2 separate regions of the Homo sapiens genome follow, and region 1 is linked to region 2. A link is a loop called in an ENCODE intact Hi-C map of the cell type or tissue named here. Cell type or tissue: PC-3. All regions are shown on one strand. Links, peaks and the distances in the headings refer to the core of each region. The heading gives the core; the rest is flanking DNA.

Region 1 (8,341 bases), core at 249-8,248, 940 kb after region 2:
CCTGCGTTCAAATTTTAGCTTTTTTTTTTTTTTTTTTTTTTTTTTTTTTTAAGGGAAAATGATTTTCTGGCCAGATCACCCAGTCTGGCTGTATAACTAGGAAATGTGGAAAGTTCTCTAAAAATAAAATCATCCTTAAAAAGAATCAAAGGCTGGAGAGGTTCAGAGCCTTTAAATAACTCTTAGCTGGTGTGGAGAAACCAAGAAAGGAAAAAATGTGCTGGACTACATGTGATTTCGTTTTCTTTTCAGATTATTTGCCTGACTAGAGAAAGGCCCAATCCAAGGTCCCAGGAGACCTAGCTGCTATCCACAAAAACATCTGGAGTGTCTGGCCTAAGGAAGTAAACTACAAGGATTTATAGGATTTATTATAAAAAGAACTCAAATTAGCTCCCTATGTTGCCTGGGATTCTGGCTTTTTTTTTTTTTTTTTTAAATCTAGGTTGGTAAAACATATACAAGGGGGTATTGGGACGTTCTGATTTCTTACTAAATCTAAATCTTCCCTAGGTATTGTGTTCTTGCTTCTCCTCCAGCTTGTAAAATGCAAGTAATACAAATGTTTTCTCTATTACACTACACCTAGCATAATATATTATATTCAGGAGTCATTCAAAACCCATTGAACTTGGAAAGTTAAAATCCTTATTAAATTTAACAGAGGAATGTTGTTAGCATCTTCCAAGTGTTCAGTCCTATGCTAATTAGACAAAAAAGGACCTTTGACCTCAAGGCATTTGCAGTTTGATAGGGGACATATTAGGAGTAAGAAACAATCAAAATAGCCAATAATAGCTATGAATCATAGGGTGTAATCAAGTATCAAATTGCATTCTACAAGTCACATTAAAATTAAAAAGTAATATTGATTTAATAATGGAACATTGATTCCAGTTTGTTAAATGAATGCAAGTTGGAAACCAGGTATTATAGAAGACTGAGGGAAATTCAAGTGACTTGAATTTCAATTCCCTCACTTCTTATCATACCCAAAGAGAGGAAGTTCCAAAATTCTCAGCAAGTTCCCACAGTGTGATCCAGTCTCCAGTCACCCTTTTTTTCAATAAAAGAATAAATAGTTCTTTGTATCATTATGGTTGAGTTCCACCCACCCGTTTCATTGAATCACTAGTCCACAAAACTCGTCTCTAGGAAGGAATTCAGTTTTCACAACTTTTGTAGATTTTTTTTTTTTTGAGAGAGAGGTGTCTCCCTCAGTTGTCCAGGCTTGTCTCAAACTCTTGAGCCCAAGAGATCCTTCTGCCTCAGCCTCCCAAATTGTTGGGATTATAGGTGTGAGCCATCACACCAAGCCTATCTGGTAAATCTTAAGTCTTTTTTCTAGTAGATCACCACCACACCCCTAAAAGGGCAAGCCCCATTCTTGAGCTCAGAGCCTTTCCTCCTTTTCTCCTATTCCTGGATGGCCTAAAGGTACTAGTTTATTCATTCCACTAATTAAGGTGACAGATTTTCAAAGTCAAAAGAGAATATTTCAAGACAAGGAATGGTCAGCAGAGTTAAACACAGCTGAGGGTTCAAGTGAGATAAATGAAAAGGAATTATGGGGTTTGACTTTTGTGGGAACACTTTGGGTGGTTTGTGTGGCAGGAATGAGGTTACCATCAGGTGCAGGGAAAGGGAAGCAGATAGCAAGATAGGAAGACACTCTTTTTTTATTTTTATTTTTATTTTTTGGAGATGAGGTCTTGCTGGGCATGGTGGCTCATGCCTATAATTCAAGCACTTCGGGAGGCCAAGGCAGGAGGATCACTTGAGCCCAGCAGTTTGAGACTAGCCTGGGCAATATAACGAGATCTTGTTTCTACAAAAAATAAAAACAAATTATCTGGGTGTGGTGGCATGTGCCTGAGGTCCCAGCTACTCAAGAGGCTGAGGTGGGAGGATAGCTTTAACCAGGGAGTTATGATTGCGCCACTGTACTCCAGCCTGGACAACAGAACAAGACCCTGTCTCAAAAAATAAAAATAAAATAAAAAAAGAGAGAATGGGGTTCTAAAGGGGAAAGCCTGTTTTTAGAAATGTGTGGAAAGGGAAGGAGAAAGGCAAGTGATAACTGTCTAGAAGAGCATGTATCCTAAAGGAAAGGCTTCTTTTTTAGATGTCAGAGAAGTGTGTATCCTGAGGGAAAAAGATAATAGTGCAGATGAGGTTGAAAAGAGGGGTGGCAAGCTTACTGATAGTGCAAAGGCAGGAGCAGGCTGGAGACGCTGATCCACCAGCCAGAGCCACTGGTTTCAGAGAACAGGTGCAGAGTTATCTCACCTCTGAAACAAGAGGGCAGGGTGATAAAAATGCCCTCTGCAGAATGCAGCTGGGTATTGGGCTCCCGCACCTCAGGCTGGGAGAAAGAAATGACTGAGTGTGACCAGCATATGGTGGTTTTCAGGGCAGATGAATTTGAAAGATAAAAAATTCAAGGTATTGCAGTCCTTGTGGAGGGGTGGCTAAAGAGATGTGCCTTAGTAGTTAATCTGAAAGGCGAAGAAAATGAAACCAACCCTGTGGATCAAAAGAAAAAGAAGATACTGGTAGATTGGCAGTCCTAATAATGTTAATTGGCAGGTGCCGTGAAAGCTGGGAGGAAAAAGTGCTGGTATGAGATGGGGTGTTAAAGATCTTGGAGGTGAAGCTGTACCAAGGTCCATGTATACACTATATTTCCCCTACCAGCTCGTAAGTTCCGAGAGGTGGAAGACTGATATAGATATACATTGTCGTGTTCCTCAGAGTTCACTATGTAAGGAAGGTTCAGATCTCATTTCTCTCATTTTATTACATATGTTGTGATGTATTAAAGGATGCTTGGATCATGTAAACTCTTTAGTACCAGTAAAATAAGAAACAAGTTCACTCTAAAATTGTTTTTTGTATCAGTGTTATTAAGAACTCAAAGGAAAAGAAAAAAGGCATTTCTAGTCCAAATACTGCTAAAATCACTTCATTTTTTCATTTTATCTCCCAGACTTTATCCATGTAAATATTTAATTTTTAATAGATTGTAATTAAGATATACACACAATTATTCTAGTTGTCAAATTACCTCATTTTGGAATGAGATGAAGATTGAAATAAATATTTTCTATGTTCCTTAATGGTGCCATAATTCATAGGTCTATCATATTTAACTATTGTTGGACATGTAGGTTATATCCAGTTTTTCAGTATTCCAAAGTATATGATAGTGACCATCTTTTCTGCATATAACCCTTTTTAAAAAAAACTATGTGTCTCCCTTTCCCCCTAACGTTTTCTTTCAGATTTTTTTCCTTGGGATAAAATTCTAAAAGTAGGAAAGGGACTTAAAGGTGAAGCTCTTTAAAAATACATACTGCTGGAGTCATATTTACACTGCCACACCAATGTATATATTTTGATACTTTCACCAAAAATTTGCCAACAAAACCAAGAGCTAAGCACAGAATATATTTAGTCTATGCCAATAAACTCTCAGATACTAGGAGAATAGTATTGGATAGGGGAAAGAATGCTGGCCGGACCTTAAGGAAGTTCAGATTCTACCCTGAAAGTTCCTTAGGATATAACTGTGTGACCTTGGTCAAATTGCTTAACTTCTCTGTTCTCATGATTGCTTATCTGTACGAACGTGTTTACCAAAATGATTGTTAGTGTGTCTTTTTTAAGCAAAGATTTCTGTTCCTAGTCTTCCTTACAATGACTCATTGAATAATAGCTAACTTTTATTGAGTACCTTCTGTGAATCAGTACTTACAGTCACTGCGTAAACACTTTATATACATTGTCCCATCTAATTTGTACACAAATGGGGGGCATTCAGTCCAATTATACTCAAAGAACTGATGCAAAACTAAGATTCAAGCCAGTGCAATGGAGGCTGCCTGAGTTCTCATAGTTGTAATGGGGAGATGAGGGATTCAAAGGGCAGCTTAATTCCAGTGTCCTGTTTCTTCAACCATGCTACACTGTAAGGCCTTGGCATATTTCCTCCTCAAAAAACTCCAAAAACGTTAACCTTGAACCAGTGTTTATTGTTGCAGATCTTCTCTTAACACCCCAAAGATAAGCAAACTCTGTTCCATTTACACAGAGTCCCAGGAACAGCTGAGTTGCTTGTATTTTTGTTTTTACAAAAGCTTTTGTTTTAAATCCAACTTTTGTTTAGCATGCTCATTTCTCTTGCTAGAATAAAAATAACTTCACTTGTCTGGCTGTTCTCAGTTTTTGCATGTAGTTCATTTAATTCATGACTATTTATCTTACTGTAACAGAACCTGGGTTTTTAATTGGCATTCCCTTATATAGGTTTATACTGCTCAAGATTGTTGCCTATTACTCTGCCCATGGGGCAGCTTTTATTTAAAAAGAATCAAATTAAATTGCTTCATAAAATTACAGCATGCGCTCAGAAAAGTTTTAAAAAAATTCTTTGTGCCTGGACTTCATTTTTTATTAAGAACTGCATCCAGCAGACTTCTGTTTCAAAAGTTATGGAGTGGTACCCCCTAGTGGAAGATGCAGAGAAACTTTAATTAACTAGCACTGTAAGCACCAGAGGCACAAAAGACAGAAGCGAATTCTCTCCACTCCCTGCCACGGTGTGTTGGTTCTTTGTCACTAACTTACTGCAAAACAGTGGTCAAAGAGAGGGTGAACTCACACCTGTAATCCCAGCACTTTGGGAGGCCGAGGCGGGTGGATCACCTGAGGTCGGGAGTTCGAGATCAGTCTGACCAACATGGAGAAACTCCGTCTCTACTAAAAATACAAAATTAGCCGGGTATGGTGGCGCATGCCTGTAATCCCAGCTACTCGGGAGGCTGAGGCAGGAGAATCGCTTGAACCTGGGAGGTGGAGGTTGCGGTGAGCCGAGATCACGTCATTGCACTCCAACCTGGGCGACAAAAGCGAAACTCCATCTCAAAAAAAAAGAGGGTGAACTGTGAGCACAGTTGGGTGGGTTGAGTTGCAGGGGGCAGTATAAAGTGAAAAATGGGACTGAGATGGATAACAGAAGGTCTTAAACAGCAGAGGCATTAGGTATGGGATGGCCAGATTAAAAGACAGTTGGCAGGGTGCAATGGATCACACCCATAATCCCAGCACTTTGGGAGGCCAAGGCGGGTGGATCACCTGAGGTCAAGAGTTAGAGACCAGCCTGGCCAATATGGCGAAACCCCGTCACTACTAAAAATACAAAAATTAGCCAGGTGTGGTGGCATGCACCTGTGATCCCAGCTACTTGGAAGTTGAGGCAGGAGAATCGCTTGAACCCGGGAAGCAGAGGTTGCAGTGAGCTGAGATCACACCACTGCACTTCAGCCTGAGCAACAGTGCAAGACTCCGTCTTAAAAAAAAAAAAAAAAAAAAAAAAAAAAAAGATAAACCAGCAAGGATAGGGCTGGACTTGAATTGTGTGGGTAGAGTTTGGCTGTAGGGGTTGTGCTTGGTGAGTTGGCAGGAGAGCAACACCAGAATAGGCAGAGGACAAGTTAGGTGACAGAATTGAGACAGAGGGGAAGGAAGAGCTCTGTACTGGAAAGAAGAGAGGGGGTTGACTCAGAAGTGAATTAGGGCCACGCCCGGTAGCTCACGCCTGTAATCCCAGCGCTTTGAGAGGCCAAGGCAGGCAGATCACTTGAGGCCAGGAGTTTGAGACCAGCCTGGCCAACATAGCGAGACTCCATCTCTACTAAAAATACAAAATTACCTAGGCATGGTAGTGCACGCCTGTAATCTCAGCCTCTTGGGAAGCCGAGGCATGAGAATTGCTTTAACCTGGGAGGTGGAGGTTTCAGTGAGCTGAAATTGTGCCACTGCACTCCAGCCTGGGCAACAGAGTGAGATTCCGTCTCAAGGAAAAAAAAAAAAGAAACTGAATTAGACTGCCCAGTGTGGCCAGTGAGAGGGGCTTTATACCCAAGGTGAGGACTGGAAGAGGGAGGGGGACACCATGACAGTGTCTGTGGAGCCAGCCAATCTTTTGAGGCTAGAAGTCACCTCCTCTGCCATCCTGTCCCCAGTGTAGTGAAACTCACTGGTTTGGGGAAGTCTTCACCTCAGCGACCTCAGACTGGCTTTACCCTCTGCATAGTGACTATATCTGTTTGAAACTTTAGGAATTTCTTACGTATCAGGTAAATAATTAAACATTTCAAAAATTTCAGAAAGTTATCAGATTTTAAAATTGAATAAATATATATTGCTACATCAGAGCAAAGCCATATATTCTAACAGCCATAAACTAGGGAGAGAGGGGTGACATCCTTTAGGAAAACTCAGGTGCCCAACAAAGACATGCTTAGATGTCTTTCCCTATGTGATATCATCAATGAGCCAAATACACATACTCTGTTTTTTTCATTTCTTCCCCCAGAACCACCGGAAAAAAAACTAAATACAAATTAAATTTTATTTTTTTGTAGAAAGAGAGTCTAGCTCTGTTGCCCAGGCTGGTCTTGAACTCCTGAACTCAAGCGATCCTCCTGCCTCAGCCTCTCAAAGTGCTGGGATTACAGGCATGAGCTGTGGTGACAAGCCTCAATAAACATACTTTCAATTCCATTACCTAGGTCACTGATTCAAATGCAAAAATACCTTGGCCCAGCACCCTAGGAACCTATGTCATGTGTGCTGATCAATACTGACTTGTTAATATTCAATCTGGAGATCGTATACCCATGGAGTGTTGTAGGGGCCCCTGACTTTTTCTCTGAATAGTAACTCTGAATTCGTAATGGCTGTGTTTAAATTTTTAGTTTTCTTTCTGTAGGAAAAGTTCTGTGAGGATGGCTGCATTGTGTCAACTTCTAAGCCAAAGTTTGGGAATCTTAATGAAACCAAGACTGTAGATGTTACCAGGAAGTTCACTCAGAGCAGGCTCTGATGTGATGATAGGAGCTCTGGGAGCCACTCACCTACTTCAGCTTATTTCATCTAGCAATTCTCTTTGACTTAGTCGGAAATTTCTGGGATGCAAGGAACGGAAACTTATTCAAATCAGCTTTAATAAAGAGGTTGTTATTGTTCAGAGATGAGGGATGTCACAGAAGGAAGAATTGAAGGAAGCAGATCTGGCTGTCACAGGAGTAGAACGTCATCAGGCAGCTCCCTTCTCTCTGCATTGTCTTGCCTCTGCTTCTCTCTGCAGCTCAGGCAGGCCATCTTCAGCAAGGCTCTTGGTTTTTGCACCTCCATATCTTGGCTTCTATGGCTTTTGGTTGCCACAGCTTTGACTCTGGCACCAGTGCTGTGTCACCTTGCAGGTGATACAGGCATGAGCCACCACACCCAGCCCCACTTTTAAAACATTACTGGGTGAGCAAATTCCTTAATAAGAACATCTCTAAACCCAAGTTAAGTGTAAAGGAAGGGGACCAGCATGATGAGAATCTAGATCCAAAGAGGACCAGTTCAGGGAACTAAGCATGTATAGGCTGGGCATAAAAATCTTGAGGTGAACATAGTAGCCATCTTCAGCATCCTTAAAAGGCAAGGAGTGATTTTATTCTGTATTACTCCAGAAAATGAACCTAGAATACATGAGGGTCATTACCAAGGAAACTGCCAAGGCCAGGTGCAGTGGCTTACACCTGTAATCCCAGCACTTTGGGAGGCCAAGGCAAAAGGATTGCTTGAGTGCAGGAGTTTGAGACCAGCCTGGGCAACATGGCAAAATCCTGTCTCTATAAAAAATACCAAAATTAGTTAGTCATGGTGGCATGTGCCTGTGGTCTCAGCTACTCAGGAGGCTGAGGTGGGAGGATCACTTGGGTCCAGGAGGTGGAGGCTGCAGTGAGCTATGATTGTGCCACTGCACTCCAGCCTGGGTGGCAGAGTGAGACCCTGTCTCAAAAATAAACTAAGTATTGAGGGTGACTTTACACAATAGAACAACATGCAAAAAATACTTCACAGCATAAGAGTGAAGGCAGAAGGAATATATTTTGTAAAATAGAATGGAGCTGAGTGAGAAGCTGGTTTGTGAAGCACCTGCCATGAAATCCTGTGGCCTTGCTGGTGGTAGTCTGCAGGGCTGCCTCAGGTTTCCTAGTGGCCAGAGAAGGGAAAGGATAAGTCATTGCATCTGTGAGAGAAAATAAGCCATTAGCTCAGAAGAACTTTAAAGATTTCTGCCTGAGAGAATAGGAAAAATGTGTCCAGGCACGGTGGCCCATGCCTGTTATCCCAGCACTTGGGGAGGCTGAGGCGGGCAGATCACAAGGTCAGTAGATCGAGACCAGCCTGGCCAATATGGTGAAACCCTGTCTCTACTAAAAATACAAAAATTAGTCGGGCGTGGTTGCGGGCACATGTAGTCCTAGCTACTCGGAAGGCT
Region 2 (8,341 bases), core at 103-8,102:
ATGTTTTTATTTTTTCTTAAGTCAGTTTTATGGCTTATATTTTTCCTTAGAACCGATCCATTTCTCCTAAGTTTTCCAATGTATTTGCAAACAGTTGTTCATAATGTCCTCATATTTTTTTAAAAATCTCTGCAGCATCTGCAGCTATGTTTCCTTCTTATTCCTGATATTGCTTACATGTGTTCTCCATTTTTTCACTTTATCAATCTTTGTGGAAGTTTGCAACTTACCAGTATTTTCAAATAGTCAGTTTCAGCTTCGTTGATTCTCTATATTTTTCCATCTGTTTTTGATTGCACTAATTTATGCTCTTTAATATTTTTCCCTACTTTCTCAATTTATTCTGTTGCTTTTTCTGACTTCTAATGTTCAGTCTTTCTTCTTTTCTGAATAAGTGTTAGAAACTATAAATTTTCCCATAATTATCAATTTAGCTTTATATCACAAGTTTTGAAATGTAGTATTTTGTTGTCATTCCATTTTCAATATTTTCTCATTTTAATTATAATTTCTTACTTGGCCTATAAGTTATTTAAGTGTGTTTCTTTCTTTGTTTTATTCTTCAATGTTCAGTTAACTCATATTTAAAAGATCAAATTCCCCTAAATTTTTATACCATTTGCATACTCACAGTCCCTTAGACCTTTCAAACCACAACTGTAAGTTGAGTATATCTAATTATCTCAAATACTTCAAACACCCAAAATACAGATTTATACATCAAAATCAACAAAAGCTTCCTAAGTATGTAAATCTAGTAAGTTAGACATCAATTCTGCAGTTCAAATTCTCTTAACTATTTTATCTGAAAACCACAGGTCAAGCATAACAAAGAGCACACAATGATAGTAGAACTCATTAGTATATAAAAGTGTAATTATAATTTTTAAAAATACCTTTCTTAAGACTGTAAATTTATTCATACAAAAAAATAGGACAGAATTGCCTTCCTAAACCCACTGAGGTTACTCTATCACCTTGCTACTCAAAGTATGGTCTACAGACCAGCAGCACCAAAATCAGCTAAGAATTTGTTAGAAATGCAGATTCTCAGGCCCACCCGAAACCTCCTAAGTCAGAATCCTTATTTTAATAAGATCTCCAGGTGGCTTGCAGGCACATCTAACATTTGAGGAACACTGATTTCCAATACTCAGTACGGTAATACAAGTGTGGGAAAAGGCAATTAGGTGACAACTCTGTACTGTAACAGGTCAAAGAAATTAAAACTCCTGGGTGGACCTCCCAAGACTAAACTAGGTGCTCTTAGAGTGAGTTCTTTCCATTCTCAAATTTTGTCTGGCACACCAGACATCTGGCTTTCAGATGAGATACAACCAATCACGTAAGTTTTCTTTCTTTGCAACATAGGGCTTTCTCTGAAATTTCCCGTTTAATCTGTATTATAACCTCCTACATTAAGACCTGGTGTGTCTCAGTGGAAGTCTGGACACACGATTCATGCTGCAAGTGTGCACCTCTTCCCTTTCATAATCTAATATGTGTCATTGATATTCATTCTCATGTGACAGTGTGGTTCTAAAGGAGTCTGGGAACAGGCTGCAAGAAGGGAAATGGTTGTTGAGCCAGGCCTAATAGAAGGCCGTGTCTGGCAGCTGTCAGGAAGCAGAGGGAAGTTCCAGGCATTCCCAGTGGGCAACCCCATTTCCCTCTTTCCACACCTCCAGGCCCTGAAAATGCATAGGTGAAAATGGATAGGCAGAAAGGAAAACGGAAGCAAGAACTAAAGCTCCCTTGTCTGAGGCTAGAATATTTACTTGACAGAGTCAGCCAGTGTTGATCTTGATTTCCTGTGCCAAGTGAGCATGTGTTAGCTGCTGCCCAATGAGAAACATTAATGTCAGCAAGAGATTATATTTCCATTTCAGTTGCCCTTTTCACCAATATACAAGAAGTAAGTCATATGGCAAGGTCAATTAATTGTTGGTCTAACTCATTGTTATAATTATCCTCCCCTAAGGAAGAAAAATTGGTCACTGGGAATAAAAAGTCAGTGTCCTTGAAGCACTGTTTCTGGGTTATAATACTGCACCTGACTCTGACCCTATTGTGAAAGCTTGACCAAATCTCCATTAATTTCTCTGAACCACAGATTATTTATTCATTGAGCAGGAGGACTAGTTACAGAATAATCAGTTTTTCTAGTAAGAACTGCAATCAAGATTTCCTGACCTGACACCCATGCTTCTAGAATCTTCCCACACCATTTATTAAATAACACAGTGTGTGACCCAGGGCTATTTTCACAACTCTGGGCTTGACAACGGATCTCTTAGAGATTTTTGCTCAGTACCGAAGTTCTAATCACTCTCTTATCTCAGCCACCCTCAGGAATCAAGAAGCAAACCTCCTAGAGAATAGTTCAGTATTGGGAGACTTATGAGCTACTGACTTCTGTTGACTGAATGACAAACAGAGGTCATAGACTCTGCTGCCTGAGTCTGAATCCTGACTCAACCACTTACTGTCTGCCTTGAATAAGTTAATTAACCTCTTTTTGCCTCAGCTCCCACACCTGTAAAATGAGGCTAATAATGAGAATTATCCCACAGTGTTACTGTGAGGATTAAATGAGACAGTACATATAAAAAAGTGTCTGGCATGTGGTAAGCACTCAATTATTATAAGCTATGTTTATGAAAACATTTAAATATAAAATACCACATTAAATACCCATTTTGGTACACAAATTATCTCAACATTTCTTAAAAGCAGATTTTTCCATGCATTCTACTAAAAAAACAGTTTTTGGTACTTAATTGTGGTAGACATCTCCCATAGTATGAGGAATTCCAGAATCATTGATCTGGGTGTTCTTACCTGAACTCACCGGCACAAGAAGAAAACATCTAGAATATGGCTGACTCCTGACTCAGCCTTTTTCTTTTAACAACAGTAGGACTTTTAATCATTGCATTCAGAGTAATACCTGTCAATCACCTTTTTTTCTCTAATTAAATTTACCTGGAGTTCATTTTAAAGACAATAATTTGTTCAGCCAAAAGTGGTTGCATATTTATGCCACAATTAGTTAAGGACTCCACAAATGAACCCCTCTCTCTGAGCCTCTGTGAAGAAAGGAGAACGCAGTTGAGAGCCCAGAAGATTTCAGAGCAATTAAGCCTAGAAATGCAGGTGTTTGAAACACCTGTTTCCCCTCCCTCCCACGCCTGCTGCCCTGGCCACCCTTGTCAGTAGGTTAAAATAATTAACTGACGCTATCGGAAGAAAAGCCCAAGCACTGCTAAGGGCAACAAGTCTCCTTTTCTCCCCTTTCTCAGATTAAATGAGAAAAATAAAAAGGTTCATGGGTGGTCTAAAAACAGGAGAGGGGAAAAAACCTTTCCTCTTCTTTAAAAAAAAAAAGACAAAACCAAGTGACAAGGAAGACATTGTTTCCCTCAAGCAAACTCAGTGGCTTGCTTAAGTTCAGAATTCTATGTTTGTTTTGTGAAAGTGATTGCAGCGCTGTTCATGAGCATGAAAAAAGCTATTTAAGGGATATTTATGTGAGGAAATAAAGCAACTGGGGAGACTGTAATTTTGCCTGACCTGCCTTTTGTGAATACCTGCAAATTTATACTAAATCTCAACAACAGAGTCCCTCCCAAGGGTAAATTGTGGAAATTTTATTGGGACTTTTAAAAATGAAATAGGCCATAGCTAGGAAATCAAGAAATTGTTTTTAAAAATAAAGGAAGTTCAATGTGGCAATTTGATTCAATTTTGGCCATGATGTTTTGTGTATCTCAGTTTTGTTTTCCTGAGTTTCATTAAAGCAACTGTTGAATACTATTTGGCATAACTCGGAAAGATCGTGAAGATAGTTTTGTTTTTATGATTACTGGCACTTTCCCTCTCTATTCAAACGCTTTTATTTTTTTGAGACAGGGTCTCACTCTGTCACCCAGGTTGGAGTACAGTGGCTCAATCTCGGCTCACTGCGACCTCCGCCTCCTGGGCTCAAACGATCCTCCCACCTCAGCCCCCCAAGTAGCTGGGATTACGGACACGCGCCACCACATCCGGCTTTTTTTTTTTTATTTTATTTGTAGAGACGGGGTTTCATCATGTTGCCCAGGCTGCTCTCGGACTCCTGAGGTCAAGCCATTCACCTGCCATGGCTTCCCAAAGTGCTGGGATTACAGGCGTGAGCCACTGTGCCTGGCCTCAAACACAAATTTAAGAAGCTTTATGCATTTTAATTGGAACATGTGATTTTGGAAGACAAGGATGATACAGGCCAGAGGACCTGCCAGAGTTAGGAAACTAGTTCAGTATTTAAGTAAATATGCATGCACCTACACTTTTCCATTTTTTCAAAGATAATCTAAGGTGACTGGTCCAGCTAGACTCTGGATTTGAGTAAAAGCTTTGTGACAATGCCCACATGAAATATACATTGCAGGAAGAGAATGGATTACCACATACTGTTAATTTCGTCCATAATTCTGACCAATGTATATTTTTTATAATGCCTGATGGTTTTATAAGTATTTTCTCATTTGAGGTAAGGCAGGTCTCATAACACCTGTCCTGGAAACGAGGTGGCTAAGGTGTTGGATCGAGGCAGTCACGGAGAGGGAAGGAGAGCATCTCCGGTTATGGAGGGAACCTTTGAGGACTTAAGCAACTGGCCGCCTATACAGGAAGTGGTAAAACTGGGCTCCTGCAAGACCACCTCCATCCCTCGCCCCAGGTTTCTTGACATCAGATCCAGTGCTATTGACACCACCACCCAGGCCAGGTGAATTCTTCTCCAGTATAGCACTGCCTTTTCACAAACCAGTGTTGAGGCTCACTGTTCAAAGTGGCCAGCTCCTGAGAGCAGCATTAATTTTAAATGGCCAGCAGGTGGCAGAGTAAATCCTAGTCCCAAATCTATTTCAGTAGTTTTAAATCATTTGAAACTAACAGCTGAAAACTTCATTATCAGTTCAAATAAGCTTAGCATTTAAGGTTTCATTAAAATATCGGCAATTATAATATGTAATATAGAGACCTAAGACCACTGTCAAACTAAAAGCTGATTCTAACACATGGCTTGCTTTTTTTCCCCCCTGAGCAATCTAACACAGTTGTAAAGTAGTTTTTTGTTTTTAGTTCTGTTTTCCTCTTACTGTGCTACTTAGTGAGAGAGAAATGCTGGCTTGCTACTCATTTTAGTTCCTTTTCTCATTAAGGAAATATTTTTAATAGCTGCATGTGGCATGAATCCACGAACAGTACAGCTCTGTCTAGGTCCAGGAATGTCTTTATTAAGGGTTCGTTACTAAGCACCAGTTTTCCAACTCCTCCTAGCCTGGTGCTCTGGGGAGATAACCCAGAGGAACTGCTCAAATTACATTGCACTCCTTGGCTGTATCCTGGGCGGCTCTAAAGGGAGGCGAATTAGAGAAGACTCTCTTCATCAAAACCTTCCTCTCCTTCATAGCATCTTACTTCATGGTGTCGTAATTTAAAGGATCTGTAAACCTTGAGGCTCCCAAATGCTTTGTTTAATGCCTTCTTCAGCTGCTTTCATGCATTCTTAGCAAGGACCAATAATGATTAAAAGGGGTTTCCATCCAAACATTTGCAGAGATTTTTACTTAAAATACAATCTTCATATAGTGTATCCATACGTATACATTCATTTCCATACATACATGCATTTGCCTTTACATGTATATATATTTACATACATTTGTACAAGGATCAAATCTCATTACAATGAATTTCATTGGATTATCTAATTTCCCATATTATCGTGGAATTTTGCTGCTTCAAATATGTTTTAAGTAAATTAAAGGAATTAGGTTCTAAGTTGTAGAAACTATACCACCTACTATCACATAACTTAAGAACTTGAAAATGTTTAATCTGAATTTAATTTTTTGATATGAGATTTGCCATATGTTCATAGGCATCCATAAATCAATTGATCTTAAAAAAGCACATTGAGATTATACATATAAATATCTAATTATATATGCTTTGTCTTTTTTTCAGAAAAAAAGGTTTCAAAAGGACTTAGAGAATTACAGGTTACAAATATTTTTACACAATTAGCTGCTAAGATTTAATTAAAAATGTATTAACTGATGCTTCTAGAATGACATAATATCTTTTCAAGCTGATATATATTTCAACTGACCAAATAAAGGTAAATGTTAATAGTGCAAGTTAGCTGTCTACTTGCTCTCTAATTCACTGCAGTCAGCAGTTGAAGAATGGAGCTTATTTAGAATATCTCAAATCATGTAATAACACTATTCCTTTTTAAATGAATTCAAAGGAACTAAACGGTATAAGAATCCACCAGTAATAGAACAAGTGTGTTGACGGTAATTGTAGAAGTCATTTTGCCTTTCCTTGAAATTGCAAATTCCATTTCATAACCAGGTTAAACTCCCTTCTGTGCCAATTTCCCCATCAACAAGTACACACACATATTTTTCATAGACCCTGAACCATCCCCTCCAGGATTATTTATTTCCTTATTTTTTTAAGAACAATGTCATACCCACATAAAATTTGCTTTAAAAATGTGCACTTTTGTTTGCTTTTTCCAACATTACATGTTTATTTTACAGATTGGGTTGAGAGCTGGAAGACTTTTTTTTCCTGTTTCATCCTAAAAGCGTAAGGATCAATGCCAATTGTATACTTAGATATCAAGGCAACTTTTCCAGCTGTGCCCTAACTGTTCTCTATTGTGCTCCTTACCATGTCCTTGGTGTCATTTTTCTGATTTGAGTGAAACCTATGCAAGACATTAATTGTGTCTTATTACCGGTTCTTGCTCTTCTTTTCAATCCTGATAGGTATGAATGCCCCAAGAGAAACACAACCAATAAAACAAAACAGCAGTATATTCCTCTATACATTGTTTGTGAAGCAATGAATATGTGAAAAATTCATATTTGCCAGTGTACTTCAGGGCATTTTGGGAGGCCCTTTAAAAAAATCCATTGGTCTGTTTCTACCACAGTACCACTTCAAATCTGACTATTGGGCTGATTTAGCCAGAAGGGCAATAATTATGAATCATTTCCTTTAAATATTATAGCATTTTGTGCATCAGTGCTCAATACTAACAAAATTAAAAGTGCTGGTATAGCAAAACTAGGGAAAATTTAAAATGGAAAAGTATATATGTTACTATAGTTTCAGAATAATTATTAATAAAGCAACATTTTGGCTTGTGTTATCTACAGCCTGGATTAAAAGCAGTGAAGAAATGAGTGAGCTAGTGGAACCTACATCCAAGTTGCATTTAAAGTATTTTCTAAATATGTGGCATAGGCCTGATGTGGTGGTGGCTCATGCCTGCAATCCCAGCACTTTGGGAGGATGAAGCAGGAGAATCTCTTGAGGCCAGGAGTTGAGACTAGCTTGGGCAACATATTGAGGCCCCACCCCCCAGAAAAGAATATGACTATATGGTATACAAAATACTAATTTTGATTTTAAATTTGATAAGTTCTGCTTTAATATAGAAGTCATAAGAGTGAAATTACAAAATGGTGTAAAAATCACTTATTCAGATAATCCTTATAATCTCCAGAGGCAAAGCATGACTACGAGGACCAAACTCTTCAACCATACAGCATTACCTTAAAAATTACTTACTCTTTTGTTCAGCCAGAAGTACTAGAGATTATAAGAAATGTGAAGTCCATCAGCTATTAACTTCAGGCCTGACTAAATAACAGCTAATATAATTGGAACACTTTTATCAGAGAGCAATTTCTGGAATAAAATATACATCATATAGTAGGAACACAGTTTTAAGAATTACAGAGAACACTAACTTAAAGTGATAAAATTTTTTCATTTCAACATAGTCTTTTAAAATTTACATATTTTTATTTATGTCCGCTTGATTAATAACCCCATTCTTGGGGATGCAGTGGGAAAGAACAATACTTGTCATTTTTGTGCACCAACATTAATTTATTATAACACTAAAATTTTTGTAGGTTTAAGTGTGTTCCCTGCAGTTTTATTAACTGTGAAGATACAGAGAATATATTTTGAGTGGAAATAAAAATATATCCTTAACAATAACATTATCAAGGGTAAACATCTTTTGACAATTACAAGTTGATTTTGGTAACACATTTCATTGTATAAGAAAAGGTGGATATTTTTTAGGACCAATGGCCTGAAATTCTACTTTCTTGTATTGAAAAAGGTTAATTAGGAATTGAGCTCAAAGTTAATTTTTTGAAGGTCAGCTGCTATGCTATTGGGTCCTGTGACCCTGTCTCAAGTAATCACAGCATTAACATACAAGTTATAGCTTTCCTTTCACTTGATGACATAATCTCTTTAA

Evidence for each region. Hi-C counts contacts between places; a loop is a spot of excess contacts. Peaks named below come from ENCODE experiments on the same cell type or tissue, not always from the same donor. Only the 100,000 strongest peaks of a DNase experiment are listed, where the experiment ranks them.
Region 1: it touches region 2 in a loop (6-fold over the local background); 6 of 110 quality-filtered maps call a loop at or near these places.

Annotation. Positions count from the first base shown.
Region 1 is chr14:61,281,852-61,290,192 of GRCh38, forward strand. It overlaps a transcript of PRKCH not described here. Among named protein-coding and RNA genes, the nearest start is that of TMEM30B, 4.7 kb to the left of the region's middle. In PC-3, for the core only: CTCF peaks have their summits at 4,508 (motif pointing left) and 8,010; DNase peaks (open chromatin) are centred at 3,720 and 4,500; H3K4me3 peaks cover 1,388 bases; H3K27ac peaks cover 3,137 bases.
Region 2 is chr14:60,345,228-60,353,568 of GRCh38, forward strand. No RefSeq gene overlaps it. Among named protein-coding and RNA genes, the nearest start is that of LINC02322, 26 kb to the left of the region's middle. In PC-3, for the core only: a CTCF peak has its summit at 4,873 (motif pointing right); a DNase peak (open chromatin) is centred at 4,864.